Linked DNA regions of Mus musculus: regions 2 and 3 are each linked to region 1. The links are chromatin loops, found by intact Hi-C in ENCODE. Cell type or tissue: heart. All regions are shown on one strand. Region 1 holds the start of Eif3e (eukaryotic translation initiation factor 3, subunit E). Region 2 overlaps Nudcd1 (NudC domain containing 1). Region 3 has its middle 29 kb from the start of Gm41316.

The links. Hi-C counts contacts between places; a loop is a spot of excess contacts. Peaks named below come from ENCODE experiments on the same cell type or tissue, not always from the same donor. Only the 100,000 strongest peaks of a DNase experiment are listed, where the experiment ranks them.
Region 2: it touches region 1 in a loop (6-fold over the local background); 9 of 42 quality-filtered maps call a loop at or near these places.
Region 3: a loop joins it to region 1, with 3 times the contacts of the local background. A loop is called at or near these places in 7 of 42 quality-filtered maps.

Annotation. Positions count from the first base shown.
Region 1 is chr15:43,278,440-43,286,439 of GRCm38, forward strand. It overlaps Eif3e (eukaryotic translation initiation factor 3, subunit E), which reads right to left and starts at 4,297. Exons shown (of 13, transcript NM_008388.2): 1 at 4,164-4,297. The coding sequence starts at 4,253. In heart, no CTCF peak of the experiment used is centred here; a DNase peak (open chromatin) is centred at 4,322; H3K4me3 peaks cover 2,151 bases; H3K27ac peaks cover 1,500 bases.
Region 2 is chr15:44,419,348-44,427,347 of GRCm38, forward strand. It overlaps Nudcd1 (NudC domain containing 1), which reads right to left. Exons shown (of 10, transcript NM_001113554.1): 2 at 1,372-1,526. Among named protein-coding and RNA genes, the nearest start is that of Eny2, 4.8 kb to the right of the region's middle. In heart, a CTCF peak has its summit at 4,302; no DNase peak of the experiment used is centred here; H3K4me3 peaks cover 875 bases; H3K27ac peaks cover 313 bases.
Region 3 is chr15:43,527,932-43,535,931 of GRCm38, forward strand. No RefSeq gene overlaps it. Among named protein-coding and RNA genes, the nearest start is that of Gm41316, 29 kb to the left of the region's middle. In heart, a CTCF peak has its summit at 4,250 (motif pointing left); no DNase peak of the experiment used is centred here.

The DNA.
Region 1 (8,000 bases):
CTTAATGAATATTTAAATTCTTCAGTTTATTTAAAAACCATACTTCACGAAACTATTTTGAAAAAGTATGTGTCTGTGTATGTGTTGGGAAGTCAGGAGAACAGGTTTCAATCCCTGAATGCCACACAAAAATGAAGAGAAATGACCTCACAAAGTGCTCCTTTGTTCTCTGACCTCCATGCATGTGCTGTGCTAACCAATGCACCCTAGGGCCCCCCACCCACCATTTTTACTTAAAGAAAGCGTCATAGGGCTAGATATACAGGTCAGTAGAAGAACACTGGTGTAGTGTATATGTATATAAAGGCATTGATTCACCACCCAGGATCACCTGCGTGAGTTTGTCCATATACAGACACAGACAGACACAGACACAGACACACACACACACACACTGTAAAAGAAAAGAAACCAATATAGGAAGCACTCAATTTACACAAAATATCCTGTCTACACAAATATTTGAAAATCAATGTCATTCCCATTTACTTCTGATCTCAATTATTGTTTTATCAAGCAATCTTTTACTTGTTCTAGGAAAGATATGCAATACACAAAAGTATCCACACCTTCTCTTCTTCTCCACACCCAGGTAATTAGGAATAGGCTCTTAAATATTTTACCTCCTTACTATCCTTTGCATCCCCATGATGACTACCCACCACTCCTTGATGTGGCCACTCCTTTACCTTTATATTTGTCTCATTTAAGAGTTGCAACCATTTAAATGCTTCTCCATCTGTACCTCTAAAATTAAACTAGAACCAATTTTGTAAGTCAACAACCTCATGACAAGGTTTTGCTTTGCAAAGGGTTCTGGAAACACATATTAACTCACAGGAAATACATTATACATATAGACTCACAAACATGAAGGCTACTTAGGATATGTTAGGAACCTGAGAGATACTTAGCCAAATAAGACTCATGTCCTGAGTTTAATCTTGCAAAGGAAAGAAAGATCTAGTAAGAATTCACAACCATGTAACACAGACTCAAACGTGAATGTTCCAAATTAGATATAAAACTCCAACAAAACAGTAACAAATGACAATCCAACTGAAATGGGTAAAACATCTTAATAGTCACTAACAAATCAAGATAATCAAATGAACAAAACAACATAAGCTCTCATTAATCAAAAGGAAGTATATATAAAAACTATGATAAAAAAACAAAACAAAAAACCTGAGAGTATCAGTCTTAGTGTGAATGAAGACTAAACAGAACATTCAAATCCTACTAGCAAGAACACAGTCATTTAAGAAAAAAGGTTTTTAAGCCGGGCGTGGTGGTTCACGCCTTTAATCCCAGCACTCGGGAGGCAGAGGCTGAGGCAGGCGAATTTCTGAGTTCGAGGCCAGCCTGGTCTACAAAGTGAGTTCCAGGACAGCCAGGGCTATACAGAGAAACCCTGTCTTGAAACCCACCCTCCCCCCCAAAAAAGAAAAAAAGGTTTTTATTTCCTGACATCATACATGCTTTGACTCACCAACTTTGTAAGATATTAAAACAAGAGTACATCTATTTAAAGTATAATTCCCAAAAATCTTTACAGTACACAGTCGTTTAGTACTAGAATGGATGAACAAACTGGTAGACTACAACAAATTAACCATCAGCACTGATGGTCAGTATTCATAACTGCCGTCACAGGGCCAGTGACTTTCACAGATGGAAAGATGACTCAGGAATTAGTTCGTGAAGCCAGGGGTGCTGGTATACATTTGTTAATACTCAGGACGACCTCTGGAGTAGGGAGTTCTAGACCAGCTAGGACTACACAGGGAAACTCTGTTTCTAAAAACAGCTTGGAATATAGATCACAGTGGTAGACAGCCTGCTTGTCACATCAAGGGATTGGAGTTCAAAACATTAAACAAGTATAAAATCCTGTTGGTGAATTTCATTTATATGAAGAAAAAGAAAGTTGGGGGTGGTGATATACTTTTGTAAAGTCAGCCCTTGGGAAAATTACAGTCAGGTAAGGAGTTCAAAGCCCTCCTGGGTTACCTAGCAAGCAAGATCTTATCTCAAAGGGAAAACAACCCCTCCACAACAGTCAGACAAATCAGGTGAACAGAGCTTACACTGAGAGGTAGAATGACTGAGAAGCTGGTTAAAATAGAAAAAACAAAAGAACAAAACCAGAAACAAAACAAAACAAACCTCTGAAGTGCAGAGGAATCGAGACAGAGGACGATCCTAACCCATGCCCAAATTCAAAACCCACTCTTCTTATCTTGGCACTCACCCTCTAACCTGACACTTCACACAATAAACTGTGACATGCAAATTCATAATTCATTTAACTATTCAATGATTATTAAAAGCCTTTATGCAGAACTATTTCAAGTGCTGAGGCCATGTGGAGAACCTAGATTAGAAACCAGTTTTTCTCTCCTGGAACTTTTATACTCCAATATACAAATGTATCAGTAATGGCAAACATCATGACCACTGCCTCTGTCCTAATTACCTAGCTTCCAAGACTCAATTCCCCCTTTCAAAGTACTTTTTTTGCCCACTAATGGTTAACAGAAATTCTTGAATTTTAACAGTATTTAGTCAATACTTGCCTGATATGTATCATTTTTACCTTACAGACACATCAATCTATAAAAAGGTTACATTTTTCAATGGTGAGATGCTGGAGATTTAGCTTGGATTTTTCATAGTTTATGTCTCAATATTTAGGAACGGTCTTCCTCTTGAAGTATTAAAGCCACCGTACTACCCCGGTAATAACATTCTTTTAGATGTTTCCCGAGTCTCAGTTATAGCCTTGCCTATGAATAAACAATCTACACTTACACATTCTTCCCTTAAAAACATAAATGCATTAAAAAACACAAAAATATTAAGTTCAGGCAGATCTAAAATATCTCTGCTACACTAGCAAGGTGAGAGACTTCAATATGTATATATCTATATCTGTATCTGTCTATCTATATATATATATATCATATACTCAGAAAATGAAACAAAAGACAGTCAGAACTTTTTCTCTCTAGTGTGCAGACTACAAAATTCAATGCAAAAAGAATATATCCATCAAGCTCATGACCCACCTGTCAAGACATTCTTCAGCATTTATTGAAAATTAATTTTGCTGTTCCCTGCTGACAATACACTTGTTTAGAAAACTTCCTATGAATATAAATACTATACCTGTCATATAAACCGTAGCTATCTGGAAGCGTATATATGTCATCAAAACAGTTTTACTAGACTTTTTAGAAAACTGCCAGTGAACACAAAATACCTGCCCCTGAATCTGCAGTTCCCTGTTATAATCTGTGTCCAGAAAGCACAACTTACTAACTCTGCTAGACAAAATTCTAGCCTTACACTTTACTTACTGTAATTAGTAAAATGCATCAATTTCTCCATAAAGCCAATATATAGTTAGCCATAATAGTTCTAATCCAATACTTCTTCTCAGTACCCCCAAACAAACTCCTAAATTCAGGACTGAAACGTATTAAGTCCCCAAACTACATACTTAGGACATCTCATTGAACATTTATGACTGAATCATACTTCGTTAAGTCTGAACATCAACACTAAAAACAAAGTTTACATTGCAGCTTGTGGGTTATTCTTGGTCCTCACTCTCATCTGACAAAGTACGCTACATTCCTATGAAATAAATATCTATCGATGACCAGGAAATTCACAGCAAAGTATCCACAACTTCAAGGAAATTAGAATGCCTGAAATGTAAGAGAATCTTGTAATGGGATTCTGAACACAACCCAAATCCAAGGCCATAGACTCAATTTCTAAAAAGAAAACTGAAATTTCCAATAGCATCCGTGGCGAGCCCAAAGCACTCGCTCAGCCAACGCAGCTTCAGGCAAAAACAGACATGGCCGCCCGCAGGATCCTGAGCCTCGGGCCAGGAAGCAAAGACCCCGGCGTCGCCAGAACCCCGCGCTGTCACCTCACCCCTCCGGACGCACAGCCGAGTCCCACCGCCCCGAGCACCCCGACAGCGCTACGATACGCGGGAAGCTGCTGTCCCAGGGCCCAGCCCGTGTCTGTCAGGGCGGCCCAAGCCGGCTTCCGGCTCGCACGTGTGTAGGCCCTGCCGCCGCCTCCCCGCGTCTCCAGGCGCCTCTCTCGTCCCTACGCCGTCCTCCTTCTCAAAGCTTCCTCACCTCTTTCACAGAGAGAAACTCAAGAAGCGGAAAGACCAGGTGCCGATCCAGAAAATGCGCGATGCGAGTAGTCAGGTCGTACTCCGCCATCTTGCCGGGGGAAAGGAGCGCTTGTTCGCTAAAACTTTATTGACAGCTCCGAGAGGCGGACAGGCCCCGCACTGCGCATGTGCAGTAGTGGCCCCGCCCAAGCGTGCTGATGACAACGGCAGCAGTTGCGCGTGGTGGCCTCTCCCTCCCTCCCCACGCCTTCTGGGTGGGGCTCAAACTTTGCACATAATTTCTCTTGTTTGGAAGTTCTGTCGCTTCTTGTACCAATAAAGAAAAGCTAGTTTTAAGGAGGAAAGAACCCAAGAGTTTAGTTTTACACATAAGTAGACGAAGTATAGCCTGCCTGACATCTACGTGGAAAGAGTACATATTTGAAACTACAACTAGGTCTCAAAGATCAGTACTAAAGCAATACACTATTAACTCTGGGTAACTTACTAATGGAACTGAAAACCATGCATAAAATTAAGCTGAAAGAGTGTTTGAAAGAGAGGTGAGGGAGGTTAAATCTAGGTAATTCACCTTACACAAATGGGGGCAAGTATGATCAAGCCTAGAAACTAGATCACTGAAATATATGTGATGGCTATTTATGGTGGTCAACTTGACTACATTTGGAATCTAACAAAATCACAAGCAGTTAGGTACATCTGTGAGAGATTTTTCTTAATTAAGCTATTTAAGATAAGACCTATCTTAAATCCATATCACTAAGATGAGAAGATCCACCTTTAATCTGGACCTTTAGGCAGGCTAAGTATAGAAAAAGAAGATTAAGCCCTTTGCTAGCTTGCCCTTGTTCTCCCTGGCAAGTTCATTCTTTCGCTGACATTAAAACCTAGTTCTCCTGGATTCCAGCTTATACTGAAGATCACCTAGGACATCCAGCCTTAATTGAACAGCTACTATATTCTTAGACTTTTCATTGGGAGACAGACATTTTTGGAATAGACTATAACCTGTAATCCATTCAAATAAATCCAATTTACACACACACACACACACACACAGACACACACACACACACACATCTTAGGGTTTTACTGTTGTAAACAGACACCATGACCAAGGCAGCTCTTATTAAGGACATTGAATTGGGGTTGGCTTACAGGTTCTGAGTTTCAGTCTATTATCATCAAGGCAGGAACATGGCAGCACCCAGGCAGGTTTGGTTCAGGAGGATCTGAAAGTTCTACCTCTTCATCTGAAGACTGCTAGCAGAATACTGGCTTCTTGTCAGCTAAGATGAGGGTCTTAAAGCTCACACTAACACTGACATACCTACTCCAACAGGGCCACAGATTCTAATAGTGCTACTCCCTGGGCTGAGCGTATACAAACCATAACACGCATTCAACCAGTCTCTCTCTAGAAAACCCTAACTAATATAACCTGGATGAAGGAGGGAAGCACCAGAGGATCCAAGAAGCATTTAGTTAAGTAAAACAGCTCTGATAGCTCATGGCAATAAATAAAGCCTACATTTGTATTTAAATTGTTCACAGCCATTTATTTATTTACATTTACTTAAATTATCCACAACAATTTTCTCCTGTTAATATTTGACTCTGGTCATTTCTTCCTGGCACATCCTATCCTATTGATGACCTTTACATGGACTCTTTCAATTAGTTGTGGATGAAAAAATCTACTCATAGTGAACATAAAAGGCAAAAGGAGAAAGATCACAGCAACATATATAAACATGCTTTGAAGATATTTACAAGAAAGATATTCTAGTAGATCTTCTAGTAGATATAGGATGCAGGCAGTGTGAAAAGAATGGGGTTTGTATGCTGGTAGTACTAGGTGTAATACTGATCTAAACAACTAAGGGAAGATTAGAGTATTGTGAGCAGCCGATTGAAATATGAGCAGAACAGAGAGTATCAGTCAGGCTGATGCCCAATAGACTACCAATGGAATACTGCAGATAGAGAATGCTTGGCTGACTGGGTATGATACATCTTAAAATAGACAGAGAAGAGAGCACTGAAGGTGGTCCAGGAACCACTTGCATACCAGAGAGACTCATAGACAGGAAAATGAATGAGTAACCTGAGGAAACGAACTTGGAAACTTAGCTGAACACCAGTGTCTATAGGAGAGGCTGCGGTCCCAGGAAAAATAAAAAAGGACAAGAGACAAATATATTTGTGAACACTTAGAAATTTATCTTAAGTCCTGAGGAGCCTTAAAGCATTTTTGAGTATGAAAGAAAATAGTCCTATATTTCAGGAAGATTAATTCTGACAGTTGTGTGGTTCGATGACAGCTAGTGGGTTCGATGAGTGATATGTGGAGAGTCTATAAAGGCCTTCAAAGCTGGACTGGGAAACCTTGATTTGATCAGATAGGCAGTGATAGCCACTTAGTAAATTTTTAAGAAAAAGACATGAAGACAGTGATTTTTCTTTGTCCCTTAAAATTAAATTGGGTTTGACTTATAAGATTGATAAAAGTTGTGACAAATTAGAAACTCTGTTACTTTTCTTCTGGAATTTTTGTTGTTGGTTAGTCAAATGCACACACACACACACACACACACACACACATATAGAGGTTAATTTCTAAATATTGAAAAGCTAATTTTATTGATATAGTTTCTTTCCAGTGTTGTCAGAAAAGAGATATTACAGAGAAAACACAAGAAGAGCCTCACCTGGCTCACTCTGGTAGTGTCAGGTGTAAAGTTTGCTTCTTACAAACTCACCAGATGTTTAATGAACATTTAACGAATGTTTGATGAATCATTGATGAATATTGAATGATCACCATATTGAGCTCTTGAGGGACAAAGGAAAAAAATTAATTCTAGCCCACGAGGAATAGTTTCAAAGGAGTGCATTATGCAAAGAATAAGCCATCATAACATCATGAGAGGATACTCTTTGCATAGTGTTCCTGGGGCTTGACAGAGGGAAATAACTCACTGCCTGAGAAAGTAAGAGCTTCCTGGGAAAGTTAACATTTGACAGCATTTATCTGAACATATAGATGTTGGGATGTTCAAATTTAAGTAGTAGCAGAGTATGGAAGACTTTGAGAAATTCTTTTTTTTTATTAGGTATTTATTTCATTTACATTTCCAATGCTATCCCAAAAGTCCCCCACATGCTCCCCCACCCACCCACGCCCACTACTTGGCCTTGGTGTCCCCCTGTACTGAGGCATATAAAGTTTGCACGACCAATGGGCCTCTCTTTCAACTGATGGCCAACTAGGCCAACTTCTGATACATATGCAGCTAGAGACGGGAGCTCTGGGGGGTACTGGGTAGTTCATATTGTTGTTCCACCTATAGGGTTGCAGATCCCCCCAGCTCCTTGGGTACTTTCTCTAGCTCCTCCATTGGGGGCCCTGTGATCCATCCAATAGCTGACAGTGAGCATCCACTTCTGTGTTTGCTAGGCCCCTGCATAGTCTCACAAGAGACAGCTATATCTGGGTCCTTTCAGCAAAATCTTGCTAGTGTATGCAATGGTGTCAGCATTTGGAAGCTGATTATGGGATGGATCCCCGGATATGGCAGTCTCTAGATGGTCCATGCTTTCGAATCAGCTCCAAACTTTGTCTCTGTAACTCCTTCCATGGGTGTTTTCTTCCCAATTCTGAGAAGGGGCAAAGTGTCCACACTTTGGTCTTCCTTCTTCTTAAGTTTCATTTGTTTTGCAAATTGTATCTAATATCTTGGATGTTCTAAGTTTCTGGGCTAATATCAACTTATCAGTGAGTACATACTGTGTGAGTTCTTTTATGATTGGGTTACCTCACTCAGGATGGTGC
Region 2 (8,000 bases), 1.1 Mb after region 1:
TATCAGCAAAATCTTGTTGGCATAAGCAATAGTGTCTGGGCTTGGTGGTTGTTTATGGGATGGATCCTGGGTGGGGCAGTCTCTGGATGGTCCTTCAGAGCTGAGACTGAAGGATGGGTCTCTTTTCATTTCTAATTTTGTTAATTTAGATAAATTAATATACAACATATTCAAAATTATGGAACCCAACAAAGGCAGTTCGAAGAGCCAAATTCTTAGAACTAAGTGCCAACATTACAAAAAAAAATTAGAAAAATCTCATACTAGAAACTAACACACCTAAAAGCTCTATAACAACAAAAAGAAATCACACACAAAAGGAGTAAACAGCAGGAAATAATCAATTACAGAATTCATTATCAATAATTGATTACTGAAATCAGTAAAAGAGAAATAAATTCAACAAGCAAAACAAAACAACAAAAACAATACCAAGAGTCAATAAAACAAAGAGTTGTTTTTTGGGAAAAATCAGTAAGAGACAAACCATTATCCAAATTAACTACTAGCTATTTATGAGACACACTTTAACCCTTTTAAGGTAAAAAATTTTGATACATTCAAAGAAAAAGACAGCACTTTGTATGTGCACTTGCATGTATAAGCACATTTGCTTGTATGTACATGGAGGCTAGAGGTAAACCTCTGGTGGTGTTTTTCTGACACTGTACACTACTGCAAGTGCAGGGAAGTGCATATCTCTGCCTTGTCAGGACTGAGATTATAAGGGAGTGCTACCACACCAGGGCTTGCAATATAGATGCTAGATACAGAACTCAGATCCTCATGAGGTTTTAGCACAGATTTTCAAAGAAGTAATACCAATACTCCTCAAATTATTACACAATATAGAAATAAAAGGAATATTACTGATTGAGATTTCTCCCTAGCCAGAATATTAGTTTTTAAGTCTCTATTAATATAAGACTATATATATATACATATATTACAATATAATTAATTTAAGGACTCTATTATTATAAGACAAATAAGATTTGAAGGCAAATTTTTTCCCAAGACCTACAGGAAAAAAAGGAGTATTTTATAATGCAACAGGGATCAACCCAAACAACCAAACCTAATTTAAATTACCTAATGTAAACACTAAATGAAATGGAAAAGAAGTAATCCATTATTATATTGAGGCTATACCACACAGGTGGAAATGGATGGGCACAGGGGATTATAAAAATCAAGAAGAGGAAAAGCTATAACTGAGGTAAGCAGAAGGGGAGGAGCCTTACAGTTTGATGACAGATTTCCACATTCCAAAGGTATGTGCACCTTGACTGTCTGGACATCAGATTCAGAGATTAAACAGTAAGGAAAACAGGATGACATCTGTCTTTTTCCTCTGCATGTGTTTCTTACCAGCATCACTGTTAAGTTCATAATTCTTCCAAGGTTATCAATGTAGTAGACACTGTCTTGATACCAGGCATCACAGTGCAGATAATTATACATCCCAAAAGCATGCATGTGTTCTAATGTATACTGGTCATCTCGAAGTTTTACTTCTGCCACAGCTGAAAAACACATATATACAAATATATATTTACATATATCTGTATGCATAAATATAAACATAATCATTAAAACTTGCATCTCAGATCATTCCTTTCTGCAGAATGCCTACAGGGTACAGAAACAGTTAATGCCAGCTACAGAGGCTACAACAGGCAGGTCTTTCGTAGCACAATCCTTTTCTTTTATGTACCTCTACAATTTTGAAGTACAATAGTCAACATTTTATGGGCAAACAAACAAGTGTCCATTGATAAAGCATTTTTATGCTTTTTAAAACATTCATCTTTATCACACACAAAGAAAGTGACAATGTCTTTATTACATGATTATAAAGTTAGAAAATTGTGTGTAAACACAAATAGTGACTTCAGCATCATATTCCATCTTTCCCAATTATATGGAATAAAACAATATCATAGTTAGGACATACATAAACTTTTCTATGTACAGAGTAGCACTCTCTCAACTAAAACACTAGCTGTTCTCCTAATTCTGAATTAAAAAAATATGGTCTCTCCCTCACACTCCTGCCTATCAGTGCAGTTCCAAATTCTTGCAGCTCGGGACTGCTCATGTTGTACAATTAATTAATGTTGTAACAAGAAATATTAAGTGTCACTGAGCCTACATGTTACCTTACTATAAAACTCACTTTAACTCTATTCTCCCTGCAACAATTTTCTTTTTTACCCATTGCTTTCGTTTGCTTTCTGCTGCTGTGCTAAACACCATAACCAGAAGCAACCTCAGAGAGGGAGGGTAACTCCAGCATCCAGGTCACAGTTCATCACCGATGATAGTCAGGACAGGAACTCAAGCAGAAACTGACGTAGAAACTATGGAGGAATGGCTTGCTTCCTCTGACCTGTGCTCCATCAGCTTTTGTATACATATACCATTAAACATCTGCCCAGCAGTGGCTCTGTTCATGGTGGGCTGGGTCTTCCCATATCAATCAACAATAAAGACAATTCTTCACATACAGAGATGCAGGTCAATATGAAATGGGCAACACTTCAATTGACATGCCCTCTTCTGGATAACTCTCAATTAGGTCAAGTTGACAATAAAACCCACAAAGGACATCATACCATTGCTATTTTCTTTTTCATTTTTATTGTGTACTTGTGTTTGTGTACATGAATGTATGGGTACCACTAGCATGTCTGGTGCCTGTGGTGAGAAAAGCATCTGATCCTTTAGACTATGGGTACAGATGCTCATAGGCCACCATTCAGGTTCCTGGCACTGAACCCTCTGCAAGAGCAACACATGTTCTTATCTGCTGAGCTGTTTCTCCAGCCCCACTTTTCCTATTTTCAATGCCTGCCCTGAGTCCTGGCTTACATATTTATTCACTCATTTATTTAGCAAGTCTTTTAATCAGCACCACTCATACCAGTGATACACAAAGGGAACATACTCTATCTACCTTTTCAGAACTTAGGATCTTGTAAGAAAAAGGATAATGGGCCAGGTGTGATGGTGCACACCTTTAATCTCAGCACCCAGGAGGCAGAGGCACATGGAGCTCTGTGAATTAGAGGCCAGCAAGTTCTGTCTCAAGATAATAAATAGATAACCACACCTCTCAAGCAAAGCGAAGGGGACTAACCCAGCAATCACACCGTAAAATAAATTTTACATAATTAAATCTTATATTAAAAAATACAATTTCCACAAGGATATATAGAAGAGAACTGACCTACTCAGGAGATTAACAAAAGCTTTCCAGGACAGAGCCAAGAAGAAAAAATTAATTGAAGAAATACAACTTTACATAATACCCTTTCTAAGCAAAAAAAAAAAAAAAAAAAAAAAAAAAAAAAAAAAAAAAAACAGGAAAAAAGTGGAAATAAAAAGATACGCATTCGATTAAAAGTCCTAGTTTTCTTTCCTATTGCTGTGATAAAACTCTGATAAAAGCCACTTAGGGAAGAAAGGGTATTTATTTATGTCTCAATTCCAGGTTACCACCCATCATTGCTAGGGAAGTCAATTCAGAAACATGAAGCCACTATTCACATCCATGGTCAGGAACACAGAGAATGAATACACATTTGGTGCTCTATCCCTGTCACTCAAACCAGGGCTCAACCCATTAAATGATGCTACCACAGTCAAGGTATGCTTTCCTATCAAAATGACCTGAGCTACAATAAATAAATACATAAACAAAAAGTCTCACACCCACACCCACAGGGCAAATTAAGCAATTTACTCCTGTCACTTCCTCCTCAGGTGATTCCAGGCTGTGTCAAATGAGAATTAGAACTAACCATTACTAGTTTGCAAAGTATAAAAACTACATACCAAGAACAGCTGCAAACAAATGCAGCTGAAGAATGAGCACAGAAATTGATTATAAGACACTTTATCTTCATTTCTTCCTTTATAAAGGAAGTAAGCACGAATTCATTGGTTTCTAAACAGGAGAGTAAGATTCACACTTGAGTCCTGAGAGAGTATGTAAAAAACAATGATTTGGAAAACTGATTGCAGCAGAAAAGGGGCAAAACCATTAAGAAGCCATTGAGGTCACTCAAATGAGAGGAGCTGAGGTCAGCCAAATGAGAGGTGGCTGAAGCCTGGAAACATTTCAGACGTCACAAGCAAAATCCTAAGATTATAAGAACGCTGATTGGGGACTATGGAAACATCTCCTTCAGTTCAAGGAAGTATTTATTTTATAAGGGATGGTTAAAAATATATACTTCACTAAATAAGAGAGAAACTGTAACCAATTGCTGGCTTTCTAGCACCACTGTGTGGATGAAATGTACTAATGCAGGAAGCATATCAGACTGTAATGGCTCAAAGCAGTAGTGATTTTAAGCAATAATAAGCCAAGCATGGTTTTTGTCATCTTTGGATAAAGAACCCTAGGTAGCGCAAAACAAATCAGAAGTTTCTTAACCGTTTCCCTATTAGAACATCACCCCTTTAAAAAGTAAAAAATAAATCAAGAAAGATATAAGATGATGAAAACACCGTCCATGATCATGGGCTGGATGGATTAATATTGTAAGAATGGATATATTACCAAAATTATTCTATTGATTCACTGCAATCCTCTTCAAGATTTCCATGGCAATCTTCATAGAAGTAGAAGAACCCAAAAATTCACATGGATATGCATAAGACTACAAATAATCAAAACAATTCTAAGCAGCAATATTACTGCAGGTATCAAATACCTGACCTTATTCTAGAAATATAAGAATAGAGACAGCATGACATCAGCATGAAGGCAGACACTGAGAACACGTGAGAGACCAAAAAAAATCATTCCATACAGCTATGACTGCCTAATTTTTCACACAGGTGTCAAAGACATAACTGGAAAAAACACAGCTTATTTAATAAATGCTAATGGCACACTTGTTACCTACTTGAAGAATGAAATAAAACCTGTTTTGTTTTGTTTTGGGAGTGTGTGTTGTGTACTGTGTATTCAGAAGCTGATTTCTGTGTCCAGGAATCTAGATACAGTCCAGATGCTGGCACTGTCATGATTATTGAACCATCTCCTCTATCTATCCTTTATAAAGAATGTTCTCCAATTATCTCTGATTAGTTAATAAGGAGCTGATTAGCCTATGGCTGGGCAGAGAAGGCAGGACTTCTGATTCCAGGGAGACAGTCCCGAAGGAGGTGTGTCTGGGGAGAATGAGAAAGAATTGGTCCTGAGCAAAGGATCGGAGAGGAGTCAGGATGAGCAGGTCACCAAGGGATTCACCATGAGGGTGCACATGGAACAGAGCAAGCCAGGGAAACTCAGACTGCAAGTAACATGGGACCTATCTATGGCTTAGAAAGTTAGAATAGACAAACATCTGCCCAGTCATTGTGTTTAAAGCTTGTTAATAAACTTAATAGGACTTTGAGTCAATTATTTGGGAGCTAGAATGGGAACAGATAAGGCTTTCCCTCCTAAATTATTGACTATATTCACTCTACATAAAAATTATTTCAAACTCTATCAAAATCTGAAATACTGAGATGGCTACAAGAGATTAAAGGGAATACATTTCAAGATATAGGCACAGAAAGAAAAAAAAAAACTTTTGAACAATACTTTATCAGCACAGGAAATAACCACAGGAAATAATAAACGAGATGATATAAAATTAAAATGTTTTCTCAACAGCAAAGAAACTATTAACAGAGTGAAAGGCAGACTACAGAATGAAAGTCTTTAGCTCTATACTCAGACAAAAAGTTAATAGCTAACTATACATAACAACGACAACAAACTAAAAAACTAAAACACACATCACTACACATCAAAGTGTTTCACATCCTTAGCAATCAGGAAAAAAGCAAATTAAACCTACTTTGAGATTCAGTGTCATCCATAAGAAATGAGAGGATAGCGCACACCGATGATCCCGTTTTATGGCTAGTGGAAATTTAAACTACTTATAGCCATTATGGAGATCTATATGGAGGTTTCTCCAAAGCTTATGACCCTACAGCTATACTTTTGGGCATATACTCAAAGAATTCTCTATCCTACCACTGAGATCCCTGCACACTCACATTCATTACTGCTCTCTTCCCAAAAGCTAGGAAACAGAATCAATCTAGATGTTTATCAATAGATGACTGAATAAAGGAAAGCTACACAGATGCACGTATATGAAATGCATTATATTCAGCTGTAAAGAAAATGAGATTTGCAGAAAAATGGACAGCTCTAATCTTGGTTGTCAACTTCATAGGATCCCAAATCATCTTTTTTTTTTTAAGATTTATTTATTTATTATATGTAAGTCACTGTAGCTGTCTTCCGACACTCCAGAAGAGGGAGTCAGATCTCATTAGGGATAGTTGTAAGCCACCATGTGGTTGCTGGGATTTGAACTCAAGAGCAGGTAAGAGCAAGGTAAGAGCAGTCGGGTGCTCTTACCTGCTGAGCCATCTAACCAGCTCCATCCCAAATCATCTTATAGATAAGCCTCTGGGCAAACCTATGAGAGATTACCTAGATCTTAATGGGGGCAGCACTACTGAATAAAGAGAAATCAGGTTGAGAGTAAGCATTCTCATTTCCTGACTGTGGGTGCCAGCAGAGAGAGTTACACAAGGGCACAAGGAAACTTGGGCATTATACCTGTTTAGTACCTTGATTTCACATTAACAGAGAGTAATATAATTTCCTAGACTTTCACTGTCCCAACTTTTAGCGCTCTAGATCTCCACCCTCTGCTAGGGTCTTCCAACAGCAATTCTTCACTTGATTATTTAATTTGCTTTGCCCAATGGAACAAGTGGAAATGTGTCGACAGCCACTGGAACAGCATGTACACCGTGACTTAACTTCCGCAAACAGCCTGTGCTAGCCTGTTGAAAGGTGACCAGCCATATGGAAGACTCAAGTCAAGATCATCTGGCAAGTGATCTAGACAAATCAAGCTGACTAGAACTGCCTCTGCCAACTCGTAACTGAATGAGCAGTGAGGAGAACCTGCTGGCTTGAGCCATTAGGTTTTGTTCCTTCGAATTTTGTTTCCAATCAATTGGCTAACTAAACATGGCCGGATCATTTATTGACACAGAAAGAAAAGCAACAAAAAACGTCCAAGAGAAAGAACAAAAAGAAGGAAGCACCTCTCCTCTTATACCAGCCAACAGCTACCTGTTTTCCTTCACAACTCAAGTCCCTCATCAACTCCTACCGGAAGTTTTCCCAGGTCTCCAAACAAGTTGAGAAAACATACTCAGTTAGACCATTACATTTGCTCACGTTCCTCTCACTACTTGCCCATACTGTAATTAGATGTTTATTAGTGAATGGATTATGATTTATTAGGTACTCATGATTATACCAATCACGTAATCATCTCGATGAATCACAAAACAGGCCCACAACAATTACTTTTACACTTAAGAAACTTTAAAAACAAACAAACAAACAAACAAACAAAAAACCCAAGCATTTGTTGGTCTACTTGTTTATGTCTTTAATCCCAGCACAGAGGCAGCTGGTTATCTGTGAGTTCTGGGCCAGCCTGGGCTACAAAGCAAGTGCCAGGACAGTCAAGAATAGACTCCCTACAATCTAGATACAATCTAGAGAAAAGATACATAGATACATACATAAGTAACGCTTGATACTCAAACGTCGACTAACACCTCTAGATCACTATTTCTCAAAGTACAACCTATGGAAAACTTGTATCAAAATAAGAATCTGCAGAGACATGTATTTAAAAACACAAATCCCTGGACACTTTCCCTAACAAAACTACAATTCCTATGGTTGTAAAAAGGAGAATAGCCTCTAGGAAGTTACAGATAAATAAGTAGTAGCAGCAAGCAACAGTAAGCGCACTAAATCACTTGCCCTCAATAAATTGTAGCATGATCCAGGACCCGAGTATTTGAAACTGCTAACTGAATGTGGAAATTTTTCTCTCCCAAGAAATGATTCTGCGTCAGAAGGAAAAAGGGAGTTGGGGACTTTCCAA
Region 3 (8,000 bases), 250 kb after region 1:
TTTCAGTGGGCTGTTGAGGTTTTTATTCTTTCAAATTGTTCTAATAATAAATTTTACATAAATTATAACATTCTTTAAAATTGATGATAGCTCTGTGAAGGTTTTGTTTGATGTAGACATTTTTATCCATAAAATGCCTCAAAGGCAATAATGGGCTAAACATTTAGAATTAACCCTTTTACACATTATGGTTATTAAAGCTTTTAATTGTGAATTACATATAATATATTTAGAATCATAAAAATATCAAGGATATTGTAACCACTGGGATCTCCTTAGTTTTCAGGGGAAAGGAAAAATCTAAACTATTTTTTAAAATATTATTACTGTTCTTATATATAGTCATCTCTTTACTACAATTTCTTGTCTGTTTCTTTGAGTAGTGCATAGCCAGTACTCTGCCTTCAACAGCACTTTGCTTGTCTCCATAGGTTAGAAAAGATTTGAGTGCTAAGCACCAGGCAGCTGTCTATACAGGGCTGTTTATTCTCCAACTATGAGTAGGGGTTACAGAAAATATTGACAACTACTTTCATTATCAGCTACTTTTAACCGTTTAAATAATTCTTTGTACCAGAAAATTGTTTTTGGTGTTTAATCTTACATGTTATAGGTATTTTCATTTTATAAGTTCATGAGCAATGAACAGAAATTTGTAGTCTTCTGTGAGCTAATGCTGCCCATGTGAAGATACTTTTTCACCACCGATCTGTTAGCATAAAGATATACGTTTTATGTATACAAACCTACTTACTGCATCTCCAGCATTATGAAACATTTATATTATCAGCATTATGAAACATAAATAACCTCGTGCCTGCACCTTTTCTCCCTTGCTAGATATGAATGTATCTCTGAAGTTGTATTTGTGTAGTAAGAAAGTTAGTTCTTCCTGTGGCTGCTCCCTGCGGTTTCCTTTGATTGTTCAAAGGTATTTTTAAAATAACTTCCTGCCTAAGTTTGTTGCTAATAGTAGTAATTTATAAATTTTAATATAAGTACACAGATAATTTCTATTTCTTCTTTATTTACAGTGAGCTGTTTTGTTTAGACAATGACAGAATTTCCTTTCTGTGACAGATACAGGACATGAGTAGAAGCTGTGTCAGAAATGTGAGGCTAAATATTTGAAAATAAATATATTTTATCATAATAGAAAAACTCTAGATCTATGTAGAAAAAGCATTTGGCAAACTTCAGTTTCCATTTATGATTCAGAATAAAGCCTCAGAAACAAAAGAAAACTTTCCTTACTTGATGAGCAGAATCAACAGCAACTTAACGGCAGAAAAACTACATACATTCTCAGTAAGATACTGAGCAAAGACAAATTTTCTTCATTTATGCCACATAATTGCATAGAAAAAGGAAATAAAAGGCTTGTAAACTGAAAAGGAAGAAAGAATTACATCTCCTTCCCACTAAAAAGATTGTCCACAGAAAAAGTTTAAGGTAGCGTCCAAAATATACCGGATTCATACATTAATTCAGTAAGGTCAGTAAGGTTTTGGGTTTTTGTTTGTTTTTTGCTAAGCAAAAGAGAAATTTTTTGATGAATATGACTCATGCTAATAAAATGTATATAAAAAATCATTTTTTCGGGATTAAAGGCTTTAACATTTTAACAGTTGTTTTCTCAAAGTGGTTCTATAGAATTAACGTAATTTCTGTCAGGATTCTCCATTTATTGTAGGTCAAAAGATGATTCTGCAGTGTGTGAAAAGGCATCGCCAGAGAGGGGCATTAGCACTTGAAGACAAGAAAATTGAGGGATGGTGCTGCTAGGTACTAAGATAGAAGGCTGCAGTGAGCAGGACTCTTGGAGTGGTCAGTATGAAGATCGGATCGGCAGGCAGGAAAGGATAACCAAGAAACAGACCCATAGCTGGATGGACATTTGATTTTCGAAAGTACTGTTTGAAACAATGTGTTGGAGCAACTTTTAAAAGTACTCTGGAACAGTTACAGATAGTTAACAAAACAGCATGTGCTTTTATTTGGAGGAATTGGGTGGGATCAAATCCAGGGCCTTGACCTTGAACCCACACTTAGGCAAATGCTTTATCAAGTGAGCTACGCCCTACTAATTCTAGCATTTTGTGTTTTTGAAAGGTAATCCTGAGAGCCACTGAAATTGGAAACCCATTGTTATACTAAGTTGGTGGACAATGGAGACTTGTTGCTGTGGAGATCTGTATGTTTCATTCTTTGCTGCTTAACCTTTTTTTATGTTAGTGTTTATTGTATTATATTTTTCTCTTTTCGCTTTGCATCTTTTTTCTTTTATTTTTAACTCAAACTTCTTTTTACCACAAACCTTTTACCCCATGTATTTTATATTTTGGAGTATTTTTTTTCTTTTTAATTTAAGAATAGTTTATCACTTTTAAGTAACTATCACTTTAATTTCTCAGAAGTTAAGGTTAATTATTTCTATTTATGTTAAGTGCCCTCAATATCATGAGAAACATTAGACATTTATAAAGTAGCCTATTGATATTCATATGTAAATATTTTCCTGTAGGTCTATAGGTACACATCCATATACATTCATAATTGCAGGGGTTTTTTGCAACAAAATATTATCATCACCATAATGTAGGGAAGATACATGCTTTGTATTATAGTATGCAATACTGCTGCTCCACACAAAATAGCACAGCAGAAAGCAAGAATACAGAGTTCCTTAGCCATTGTTCTTGTACAGCTTATAGTAAATTTGGATATCTCTCAAAAACTAAATTAGAAGTAACCTTCATTAAAAAATGAGTGAATTCCAGTATGATATTTGCATCTCTATTGTTCACAAGAATATAAAAACTGTAAGAATTTAAAATTCATTTTAAAAATCTTATGTATATGGATGTTTCACCTGCCTTATTGTCTGTGCACTACATATCGAAGCCTGAAGAAGGCATCAGATTGTCTGGAGCTGGAGATACTGATGGTTATGAGCCATTTGGGTGCTGTGTATCAAACTCTGGTCCTCTCAAAGAACGAACAGTATTCTTAACTGCAGAAACATCTCTCCAGTTTACAAAATTCATTTTTAAGATGTTTAGATATGTGAGAAAATTCTCTACTTCTATCAAGTTACTGTGTAACTTTGGTGAACTTCCTTTAGCAAGGAAGTCACTATTAGGGAAGCTTATACAGTAACAGTAAAAAAATTATATAACAGAATGAATTAGAAATTTTAAGAACTGCCCATCAAATGTGGGATAAAGTATTGAGTGTCCTTTGTGACTTGAATTTATTTTCGAGTACCTCTTAGGCAAATGGGTTATGAATTACATGGAAGGGTGAGTGTGCCACATCTTCTGAGACCCCTTGTAGCTTTGGCTGTCCACAGCAATTGGCAGTCAAAGTGAAGGTCTCCAGAGTGCTAAGAAGGAACCACTGCTTTCAAATGTTCAGCTCAAATGACAACTGGTTTTGGATCTAATTTCAGTTTCCTGGCCTAACTGTCATTCTTCGTAGGTCAGAGAGGACCAGAGAAAATACAGCCCCATTGTTTGGTAACCCCTCAGTGACTTAAAACAAACTACTGGAATACAGATGCCTATCATTTTTGTAATTAAAATATTAATGAGGGGAATCAGGGTAGTGAGAAAATGTTGAAGATACATATATATTATGCGTGTATGTACACACACACACACACACATCTTTCTAAAAAGAACTTAAAAAGAACTCCAAATAGTACCTTCTACATGGTAACAAACAAACGATTGATCACCAGTAATAATCAAGATTGTGGGTAGCAAACACACCCTCCAGTGTCAGGAGCTCAGTTAGTGTGTCTAACAAGCCACCTGGTTGTCCAAAAATATGTTTTGTGAACATGTAGAATAATTTTGAAATAGAGTAATTAATGATGTATATTCCATATGACTCCAATTCCTGCACACACAAAAAAACATTATTATAAAGATTAGAAAGAAAACTGTTTTAAAGGTTAAAGAAATCAGTAAAAGGTGTTCAACAAAATATTTGTTTTCATTTTGAGGTAGGAAGCTATAGACTTCACATTCTTGATCATATTCTTTAGCTTCCCACAAGGAAATATTGACTATTCTACAGCATATTTTGTAGCATTAATAGCATTATATCTATAGTTGATATGTTAAAAATATCAATTTTAGTTGATTAGTTAAAATTCATAATTTAGTAATTATTGGTTTGAAATAACAAAGCTTTCATGTTAAGTTCTATACTATTTCACAAGCCTGTAGAAGTACGCCACCTAGTGTTTACCTTTTTTAAATTCTAGAACCCGCAGGCTAGGTTGGTATTATTTTTTTATTATTTTAAAATTTATTTATTCACTTTACAACCCCCTATCAGCCCTTGATCTCTCCTCATTCCAACTTCCCCTTCTCTCTGGAGAAGCCCCTGCACATCAAGTCACGGCAGGACTTGTCCCATCTTCTCCCACTGAGGACAGACAAGGAAGTCCATTTAGGGGCAGTTGATGTTATTTTAAACTACAAAATGTGGTCATGATTTATTCAAATCAATCCAGAGGTTAAAATAATTGTGGAACATTGTTATATATGTGCTCTAGCTTTTTGACATCAGACTTTCCTAAAGTTGTTATATATTTGATGGATGTTTTTCTTATTTGATTATCCCAATTCAGCAATTCACTTAACATGCCAACTTGTAGTAAATAAGAAATTAAGTTCAAGAGTTACAAGTTTTAAAGCCTTAGGATTAATTTGAATATATGATTATTAGTTAAATAATGTGAATAAATCAATACTTATGTGTATGTCTAACAAGGGCAGCGTCATTTATCCTTGGTGTGTTCATTGAGTTTATAAGTGTAATTGTATTAATTGAGGTCCTAGTCATTGAATATTGTCTGATGATGGAAATTTGCATTTTGGATGCACATTAGCCTGTATTCCAGTAGGAAACATTTTCAAATGTTAATACAAATGTAAATTTAAAACCCTTTGATTTGATCCCTGTGGCTTTTCAAGTAGTCTTGTGGTTTAAATCTGGAATAGTACCATAGGCTCATGTGTTTGAACACTTGGTGGCCAGTCGATGCTGCTGCTGCTTTACAAGTTCTTGGAACCTGTAGAGGGGAGCACTTGGAACCTGGAGGAAGTGCTTGTCTTGGGGCAAGACTTGAGATTCCATAGACAGGATCCCTTGCTCACCACCCTCTGCTTCATAATCATTTAGGCAGTGTTACCTCATGTTCCTGCTGGCATGCCTTTGCTGTGATAGACTGTATTCATTTCTAAAGCATGAACATAAAAAAAAATTAAAACAACCCTTCTTTGAATTTTCTTTTGTCATAGCAATGAGAAGAGTAACCAATATGCAGGCAGACATGCCCTGGAACAAAACGTCAAAACCTAAGGAGGGCTGGTTTTAAGATTTATTCATAGGGATGAAGTGTTGAGAATTGGTTCTAATGCTTTGTCTTAATTCAGCTCCCCAAATCACACAGGAATCTGCATCTCCAGATGCTAAGGGTCCCTATCCTCAATTGGTTTTTGATTAATCAATGAAGAGCCAAAGGCCAATGGCTGGGCAGGGTAAAAAAAGTAGAAGGACTTTTAGGATTCCTGGGCAAGAAATGCAGAAGAGAGAAGGAAGAGAAGTGCCATGACACTGAACCTGATGAGATTTCGGAGCTTCTGAAGAGAATCGTCCAGCAGTGGAGGTGCAGAAGGAAGGCAGCCCCATGGGAGGGCTGCCCAGAGGGAAAACAGGGCAGGAAAGGTACAAAACAGGTTTAGAAAGTGTTAACTGAGAAATACCAGAGGTGAGTGTGTGCTAGCTGAGGAGAGGTTTGGAAGCACCCAACCATTGAGCTGGTCATGGCGTATCAAAATATAAAGGTTGAATGTGTGTCTTTCATTTGTGAATCCAGAAAACTCTAACAGTGTTAGAAGTGTGATCACCACTAGGACCTCAGAACAGATTAACAATTCACCACTAAAATAAAGGTTTTTAATGAAGATACTGTTGCTTACGATGTTGAGTTCTCTAGGCTGTTCAACTAACTGGACAGTGCGAGAGAGAGAGAGAGAGAGAGAGAGGGAGAGAGAGAGAGAGAGAGAGAGAGAAAAGCATTAATATATACTAGAGATTGTGATAGAGATTTCATCAACATCGATAAAAAAACTTTAAAATTTGAATCCTGAGCTACTTACAACTACCAAAATCCTCAGTTCTATCTTTGAAAAAAAAAAAAATCCCTATTCCTCATAGTTCTTACAAATGGCACTTGTAAGAGCCGCAGTTTTTTTACTTCACGATTGGAATGTTTGAGGGCAGATGATACTGCTTACAAGATGGGCCACACTGAGTTCAGGTTGCTTGCTGAAGCAGCGCTTTCGTTCTCTGGTGGTCTCTATCTATGTCTTCTACCAACAAATGCAAAAGCTCCCAGTAAGAATGTCTCCTTTCAGTTTCCCTTCTCCTCAGGCATATACTTGTCCTAAAGAGAATGCTTAGGAAAGTGTGCTGACCTCATATTTTGTCTCCATGCCAACTGATGTCCACAAGGAGTAGCAAAGAAGTGCTAAGCTTCTCAACACTCAAACTGAGGTTATCAGTCTGTGAATTTAAATAGCAACATTTGAAAGTTATAGGCTAGGTTTATTTTTAATTGATTATGACAAATTTTGCTTAGAGCCCAGCAGGAACTCCTTGACAGCAGCTTACATTTTGCAGAAATTCAGAGTGAAAGATTTATGAAATTTCCCAATCTGCTAAGAATATGAACCAGACAGAAAAATTATCCACTAAGTTATAGTAAATGTCAGTGGCTTTAAAACAAAACAAAACAAAACAAAAAAACCCTTTAAACCCAAATTTATGTTTTAGTTCTAAAGGATATATACATTTTATTTATAATATTGCCTTATGGCTTTATGGTACCCAGAGTCTCTTGCAGTTGCCATGGGGAGCTCTGTTGTTCGTCAGTGCAGAGTTTTCTGCTTGGCACAAAATATATTTATGATGGCATCTGTGTTTGCTGGTTGTTGCATTTGCAGTGGAACTTGTATTTCAGCCAGTTGAAGAGAAGGGGAAAGAAAGCATATTAAACTTGACTTCTGGGCAATGAAACTGAAGCTTCTCGTTACTTGCATTGATTCATTCCAAGAACACAAAATGTAGCTGCAGTCGTGTTCCCTTGTTCTATACATGAGGCAGGCTTTTCTAATAATATAAAAACCCAGGAGATCAAGAACACTGTACTCTGTCAGTTGACAGGGCACTGGCTTTTAATTGGAATTTTAATATGGGGAATTAGTCCATATGGAAATTCTGAATTTTGTTTGCTTATTGAAGAGGAATCATCAATATCATATAATGCATCATTTACTTTAAACAAGGGGAACCTTTTTCAGATTTTTAAGGCAGGGTTTCCCTATCACCAAACCTAACTTTGAATGCTCGATCCTTTTCCCTCAGCTTCCCAAGGGCTGGGATTACACGCGTGTTGCTATATCACCCAACTGCAACTGAAAATCTAAATAAACTATCTTAAAAATTCAGCTTTCAGTTATAATGAAAGAACCAAGATAGGAAATGACAGTTAATTTATTAGAGTCTGCGATTTTTTCTTAAAAATAAATTTTGTTTTAGATTTACCATATATTGTTCAATCCAGTTTTACAAGTTTGGCTTTGTCTACTACATAGCCCTGTTTGATCATCATCAGACTATCATCAGGCATCCCAAGAGCAATCAAGACTATAGAAACACTTTAATATGGGTCCTTAATATAAAGAATTAATGCTTAGGTATATACATTATTTTCATTGTAATTTTGTAGATTTTTAAAAATTTCAATGTTTGCAGTATTAGAGACAGCATTTGATTCAACATGAACTTACAATGTTTCATGTCACAGATATGGTGGTACATATGTGTAAAAGGGGTGATAGTGATATCATTGTTGCACCTTGCTACTGAGGTTGTAGTCTACCAGGTCCAGACAGCTTTCCTGTGCTTGGCGGAAAATGGAA